3 separate regions of the Homo sapiens genome follow, and all the other regions are linked to region 3. The links are chromatin loops, found by intact Hi-C in ENCODE. Cell type or tissue: IMR-90. All regions are shown on one strand.

Evidence for each region. A loop is a pair of places that touch in the nucleus more often than their neighbours do. Peaks named below come from ENCODE experiments on the same cell type or tissue, not always from the same donor. Only the 100,000 strongest peaks of a DNase experiment are listed, where the experiment ranks them.
Region 1: a loop joins it to region 3, with 8 times the contacts of the local background. A loop is called at or near these places in 3 of 110 quality-filtered maps.
Region 2: a loop joins it to region 3, with 8 times the contacts of the local background. A loop is called at or near these places in 18 of 110 quality-filtered maps.

The regions. Positions count from the first base shown.
Region 1 is chr15:58,497,580-58,500,079 of GRCh38, reverse strand. All of the region lies in intron 1 of LIPC (lipase C, hepatic type), which reads right to left. It overlaps LIPC-AS1 (LIPC antisense RNA 1), which reads left to right and starts at 1,345. Exons shown (of 3, transcript NR_120338.1): 1 at 1,345-1,441. In IMR-90, no CTCF peak of the experiment used is centred here; DNase peaks (open chromatin) are centred at 689 and 1,139; H3K27ac peaks cover 1,782 bases.
Region 2 is chr15:59,491,767-59,494,266 of GRCh38, reverse strand. FAM81A (family with sequence similarity 81 member A) reads right to left here. Exons shown (of 9, transcript NM_152450.3): 4 at 1,878-1,996. Among named protein-coding and RNA genes, the nearest start is that of FAM81A, 55 kb to the right of the region's middle. RefSeq lists an enhancer at 1,089-1,138. In IMR-90, a CTCF peak has its summit at 1,203 (motif pointing right); a DNase peak (open chromatin) is centred at 1,216.
Region 3 is chr15:58,226,336-58,228,835 of GRCh38, reverse strand. All of the region lies in intron 1 of LOC124903499 (a long non-coding RNA gene), which reads right to left. Among named protein-coding and RNA genes, the nearest start is that of AQP9, 89 kb to the right of the region's middle. In IMR-90, a CTCF peak has its summit at 940 (motif pointing left); a DNase peak (open chromatin) is centred at 925; H3K27ac peaks cover 191 bases.

The DNA of each region.
Region 1 (2,500 bases), 270 kb before region 3:
TCAGACTCTGCCCCGTGCCCTGTCTCTGAGGTCCAATTTACTTTGTCCTGTCTCTGCTATACCTTACTCTCCTTACTCCAGCTGGACACAAGTTCTGGATCTCTTGTACCAAATCAGACCTCCCCAACTCATGTCTTCTACCGAAACAGACCTCCCTGATTCGTGATCCTGACATCCACTGGCATTGTGAGGGGCTACTGCCTAGGACACCGTGACCACATCCTATTTATCACTTTACCTCCTCCCCAGGACACAGTTTTCCTAGACCACTTCTGTTATCCAACCTCACTTAGACCAGGGCTATACAGTTATGACAATCCAACTTGTTTAGCAAGAAGACAGATTTAGCATTTCGGGTGGCTCCTGGGCTGGACAGGCAGAGCTGGGGCCTGGATAAGAAATGGATCCCCCCAGGAGAGACACAGGGACCAGTTCCTAGGTGCTCAGAGAAACCGGAGCGGAAGAGTTGATCCACTGGGATCAACTTATAGGGTTCGGTGGCTGACTGGACATAGTTTCTAAGGAAGAAATGGGAATCTGGTTTAGAGATAGAGGAGACTATTGGTTCTTTTCAGGTTGATGGTAGAAGAATTATGAAAGCTGCTTCAGGGAAACACAGATCTTCCCTTTCCTGTTACATACTCATTCCTAAAGAATCCTAGTTTAGGGCCTGGGAGATTGGACACATAGTTAACAGAGACACAAGACTTGTAACCCAGGAGTCTGGTGGTTCCCACTATGTGTGAGTCTGTTTTTGAGCCAGCATAACATTAAAGTAGACTCAGCCTCTTTTGGCTCTACCCCCAAAGAATCTGCTGTCCCCAAAGGCATTGTTTAGAGGCAGGCGACAAAGTACAAAATTCTTAGGGGTGGTGAAGGAATTTATAGAGCTGCCTCTGAGAACACTTGCTCAAATCAGGATCGATGTGCATGTTCCCTGGTGTTCTCGCCCTGCCCCAGCCTGTCACTGGCAGGCACTGTCTCTCCATTCTTCCCACCCCAGCCTGGCCTCTCTTGTGCCGAGTAATCCTGCTCTGCCTGACACGTGCTTTTCCATGCTCAGCGAAGCAAGGCCGTTGACAGGCCCAGCCTCCTTGGGAGATGGTTTAATGTGTTGCTTTTGCTACTCAACAATGCCCTGTGGAGTATTGCTCACTCCTATTTGTATAAACAACCCCCTCATGTATCTCTTCCAAGCACGCACAGCATTCTTTCCCTGGCAGTTTTGGTTGTAACTTTGTCTCTTTCAGTACAGAAGCTGAAGTGGGTGTGGCTGGGAAGGCCTGAAGTTACTGCAGAGCTAGGATTTGAACCTGGGTTTTGTGACTCCCAGTCTAATGCTTCTTCCACAGTATCAGATGGTGTGGGCTGCAGGTCTCTGCAGGTGAGGGCTTCTGGCTCAGCTGCTGGGGAGTAAGCACCAAGTAGGCACTTGGGCCAGGTCAGTGTTTCTCAATGTTTTATCATGATTGCCCCCCTAAAGAGTCTTTCTAGACATTTTTACCCCCTAATTGTCTACCCGTGAAGTTTTAGCACCAGGGATATACTGCACCCTGTTTGTGTACTGTATATATATGTGTGTGTGTATATATATATATCTGCTTTATAATAAAAACTTTTTTCATCACCCACCTCAAGATACAATTTCACCCTCTTGGGGGCAATATGGCCCCTATTGATAACGCAGGGGCTCAAAGTGATTCTCAGAGTGAGGGCCTCGGACCAGCAGCGGCAACATCACCAGGAATTTGTTAGAAATGCAGATTGTAAGTCCCGCTCTAGACCTATTGAACCACATCCTTGCGAGGTGGGGTCCAGCTGGCTGTGACTTAACAAACCCTTCCGAGGATCCTGGATTTGAGATAGGGGAGACTATTGGCTTTTTTCAGTTTGATGGTAGAGGAAGAATTAGGAAAGCTCGCCTGAGAGAAACACCAATCTTCCCTTTCCTGTTAATCACTTTCTTAATTAATTGTAATCATGGTCAGGATCCATTCTCTTTGATCCTTCAGCTCTTATTAAACACCTAGTGTGTGCAAGGCATGTTGAGCTCTGTAAAGATCATATTTTGGCCGGAAAGAGCCAGGTTCTACAGAGCCTGAATCTTAGATATAATTTGGAGGTCCTCTTTAAGAAAAAAAATACATCATGAATACATAATTGTGTGTTGGGGGAGAGGAGGTTGAAAGGGGCTTGTGCAAGTGAAGGATCTTGACACCTAAGCTCCATTGGCTCCATGGCAAGTCAGCTCACTGCTGAGCCCAAGGGAGGACCCTGAAGGTGGTCGCACAACAAAGACAGGCAGATGGGCAGGGCTGAGCTCCTGCCAGCCAGGCATGTGAAGGTGTCTGCGATGGAGACAGGTATGCATTTGGGGAATAGAGTGGGGAGAGCATTGTGCTGACCTGGAGCCTGGGAAAGGCATATCATGGGAGGTATCCAGAGGGCTTTGGAGAGGTGTACCAGTAGAGACAGGAAGGGTTTGGAAGAGCGGCGGAGC
Region 2 (2,500 bases), 1.3 Mb before region 3:
TCTAACTCCCTGCTGTTCTGAGAGGTATCACAGAGCTGGGATTTCTTTTAAGCCGAAATGCATAAACAAGGAGTCAAGGTTTTCCAGTCCTATTATAGTGAGTTTCCAGGTCATTTCTTCATCCAAATTGATGATGAATGTTGAGTATCTACTGTTTTCCAGAGACCGTTCCAGGCACTTAGCTATAGACAGGTAACATATCTGGAATCCCCCTTCAACATAGTAAAGGTAGCAGAGTGAGGAAGACATTGGAGAGACTCAATAGAGCAGTGAGTGCTAGGAGAGCTCTATGGAGTGGGGGTGTCAGGGAAGACTCCCAGAGGGGGTGACACTTCAGCTGAACTTTAAAGACTGAAAAGAAGTTAGAAAAGAAGGAGGAGGCCGGGCGCGGTGGCTCACACCTGTAATCCCAGCACTCTTGGAGGCCGAGGTGGGCGGATCACCTGAGGTCAGGAGTTAGAAGCCAGCCTGGCCAACATGGTAAAACCTCATCTCTACTAAAAATACAAAACTTAGCTGGCCGTGGTGGCGAGTGCCTGTAGTCTCAGCTACTCGGGAGGCTGAGGCAGGAGAATCGCTTGAATCCAGGAGGCGGAGGTTGCAGTGAGCCGAGATTGTGCCACCGCTCTCCAGCCTGGCAGACAGAGTGAGAATTGTCTCAAAAATAAAAAGAAAAGAAAAGGAGGAGGAAAGGCATGCTAGGTACGAGAACAGCATGTACAAAGGTGGAGCAATAGAAGAGCATGGTTTATTCAGGGACTAACAAAAAAGTTGATCACTGCTGAAAGGTACAGTGCAAGGGTAGAGAGAGAAGAGGGAGTCAACAGGGTGTCATCACCAAGGATCACACTAAGGAGACTGGAGTTCATCCTGATGAGGACAGAAAATCACAGAAGGAGAGTGATCAACCTGTTCCCCATCCAATCCATGCAGCCCTCTGCTATTATAGACAGATCTTTACCCAGCAGACTCAAACACACATGTCCAGCATTCAAGGCCCTCGACACGTTGTCTGCACAAAGACACCCTAATACTACTCCTCCCTGCTCCAGAGGCCTTGCATGCAGGAGGTCCTTGTTCTTTCTTCCACCCGACTCCATGCAGACCACCCTCATTGCCACCTCAGGCTGACGGGAAGTGCCATTTGCTCCTCAGCTCCGGTGCTGATATGCATTAATGTGCTTGGCTCTTAGGCCCAGCAGAGGGCAGAAGAGGCCCATAAATACTTCGGACAAATTTGTCCCAGCCAGATAAAAATAGCCCTAGACACAGTCCTGGTACAGTGCTTCCCGGACTTTCCCATGCATATGAATTCAGGGATCTTGTTAAAATGCAGATTCTAACTCAGTAGTTGCAGGGTGGGCTGGAGACAGTACATTTCTAACAAGGTCCCAGGTGCTGTTGAGGCTGCTGGTCCATGCAGCACACTTTGAGAAAATAGCACTTTTCATACTGAGAAGAAAGATCTTTTTTCTAAGTTTCCAATCTTTCCCAGACCAATACTTTCCGAAAATAAAATAAAAATGAATAACAGGAAAAATTAAATTTCCAAAATGACATACAAACTATCTCAACTTTATATTTTCGGATTCGATAAACTTAGTATTTACCCTATCAAATTACAAGGTCAGCTGAGTGAGTTCTCCCATCATTTCTTCCCAGGAAGACAACACCAATTGCGTAACAAAAGAAACCCATGGCACCCTCACAACCAGGTTTAACTCCTACCACTGGATTTTATGGCCAAAGCAGGGAGGGAATGTACTAAAGGAATGCAAGCCATTTGCTTTGGGGCTTCATTAATATATTCCCCACTATAATGGAGTTTATAGAAAATGGTTTTTGATGAGCAGAGACCCCAACATTTGAACACCTACCTTGCCACTCTTCCTCGAAGATCTCCCAAACCGGAGAGCTGGCGCATCTCCAGGGTCTTTAAGGCAGAATTAGTTCCATAGCTAATGTTGTCCCGGGCACGAATCTGCTCCTGGAGTACCTGGGCAACATAAAAAACACTAAGGGAGTCATCTAAGAATTCACGTGCTTCCACAAAAGCATTTTATACTTTTGGCAAAAATAAGAATGTTTAACTCAGTCTTTCATAAGAGACTCCTTTTCAACAGTCACCTAAGGCACACTTAAACAGAGAACTAGGGGGCCTAGACAGAGAGAGACCTTAGAGGCTCCTCCCAGAGCAAGTCCCTTTATTTACCATTAAAAACTAAGTTCCTTTGGTTTTAGTATTTCTTCCTTAGTAATGAAGCCACTTTCTTTTTCTTTTTTCTTTTTTCTTTTTTTTTTGAGATGGAGTCTTGCTCTGTTGCCCAGGCTGGAGTGCAGTGGCACAATCTCAGCTCACTGCAACTTCTGCCTCCCAGGTTCAAGCAATTCTCCTGCCTCAGCTTCCCGAGCAGCTGGGATTACAGGCATGTGCCATCACACCTGGCTAAGTTTTGCATTTTTAATAGAGACGGAGTTTGTGTTAGTAGAGATGGGGTTT
Region 3 (2,500 bases):
TGGAGCAGATTCTCTCCTGCTTCCCTGCCACCAGCAGCCTCATCAGAGGCCTCAAGGTGTCCAAAGAGGTTGGCATGATAAACTGAGGGACTTCCTTGAGGACCTGTCTGTTTACCTGAAACAGCTGGTCTACCTGCTCCCCGCTGCAACTTCACCAGCCTCTATACATTTGTGTATCTACTACACATCATACCTGCCTCCACCTAAAATACAAAGCACAATCTTAACCTCACAGCAAAGACTCACACCGAAGGAGGGTTTTTATACATGAGATTCGAGGGGTTCATCAGATAGGGGAGTATTTGGCTTTTTTCTATTGGGAAGAGATGAAGGTCTTAGAGCAGCAAGTCTGAAATGAAAGCCTATATTTTTCTTTTGGTCTGCTTGGGAGTAGGGGTGCCCCTGGGTGTGGGACTTTCAGTGCTAACACTGGGGCAGTGTTGGGTAAACTGGGACAGTCGGTCTCCCTCCATAGCCTTCACCACCACTATCCTTCCAATTCCCTTCACCGCTATTTCTTATACTGGCTGAGAGAAGGAGAGACTAAGAGGTCAGAGCTTGAAATGGAGCTTTGGAAGTTTTCACCAAACCCATTCCAGATATCTTAGGGGTTTCACACTAAAACAACATTAGGAGGGATCAATAGTCACCTTCTTTGAAGGTGTTTGTGAGAAAAAGAACCTTAAGAGATTGAAGGGAAAGATGTATAACTATAGTTTTAGTTTGTAAAGTCCTTCTAAAGAGCTATTTTAAATGTTTGTATATCGCTAGCTTGAATTTTATTTTCCAGTAAATGTTTCTAATACATAAAAAATGGAAACGTTTGTGATTACAAGTCTGTAGGGTTTGAACCCAGAGCTACAGTCTGTAATTTTAACAAATCCTCCACCTATTGTTTTGGACTTCACAGTCCGTGGCACTCTGCCTCCACCTGGTGGCAGTGTACCTAAATTAAGTCGGGTTCCTCCCTCCCGTCTCCATATTTTTGTGTGTGGTAAGAGCCTCACTTTTGGGAATTGTATCTTACAAGCCAAATTATAAAGATATTAATTTGTCACATACTATCGTCCTTATTTAGAATTCAGCATCAATTTGGAGCAAAAACCATCTCTTTATATTTGCTTTATGCTTTATCTTGTGAAGTATTATGAACCTAATAAAATAATTGAATACTGCAGTCCCTTAGAGAATATGCAACTATTGTAAGCAGATACCATGAAGAACATGACGTGTGAAAATATCATGTGTATAGATTTTTTTAGGTTATAATAAATAAAACTTGTAAGAAATTTATTAATCAGACACAATTCATCATGTCCATTATCATACCGAGTTCCACAATTTTTAGGCCCAAGGATTAGGAGTTCACACTAGGGGATGTAAGTGGGGTTGCTTTTACATAGGTACATCTTTTTTTCTTATATATTCTTTATTTTCTTTTTATTTTGTTAATTCCGCAGCATGAGAATTCTGAAATAATTGCTAAAGTTCATGAGTTATTTTATCATCAACATACTCTGGGATCAGAAGACTCAAAGCCCACTTATTGCTGCTTCTTTGGGGAAAGTCATTTCACTTCCCTAGGGCTAGCTTTCCTGGTCTGTAAAATTGAGATCATAATTATATGTTACCAGGTGGGTATAAGAGTCAAACAAGATGCTGTGTGTACAAGTGCTCTGTTATCCAGATGTTAGTCTCAGGGGCATTGTTATCATGTGCAAATTGAAGGCAAAGATTCCAGTTCATACTTCCCAGCCCCTGGCTGCATTCCATTCTCCATTTAGATCCTAGGCCTGAGTTTCCTTGGAATATATCACGGAATTCTAATTCCCTCTGAGCCCACTGGTCTTCTCACTTGCCAGGACCCCTTGCAAGCCCCCAACCCTCACTCTCCACACGCCCAGCTTTTCCCTTCCCCAACAGTGGCTAAAGCAGCCTGCACCAGAGTAGAACAGGCACCTGGCCTAGACTGGGTGTGGGATTCTCTGGGGTGGGGATGGGATCCAGAGCCTGTCACCCAGGAGTGTTGTCACAGAGGGAACCGGTAGAATTAAGGGAAATGGGAGAAGCAAGGGTGTGGGGGGAGAAGAAGGGTGGCCCTCCCCTCTTCCCACCCTCTAACTACGTCCTCTGATAGGAGCAAAGTAATTTTACCTTCAGGTCTAGATTTAGCAAATATCTGGTTCTAGGGCAAGGAGAGTCTTGTCTTCCTTTATCCCTCCCCTCTCCTCCTACCTCTGCCCTATGTTCACACACACAAAGGTGAGGGGTTGCACATGGACCTTGTTATGAGCTATTCCATCTGCCTTGGTGATGTTCCCTCTAGGAGAGGCAAAGCCTTTTTCCCTCCACAGAGGGACCTTGGGGAGGGGTGGCTGAGTGTGGGGAAGGGTGAGCTGCAGCTGGCAGAGCATCCCCAGGGGGCTCTCAGAGCTGATTCCTGAGGAAGTATAGATCAGTCAGTGGAGAATGGAGCGGCCAAATGTGGGCCTTTCCAAGA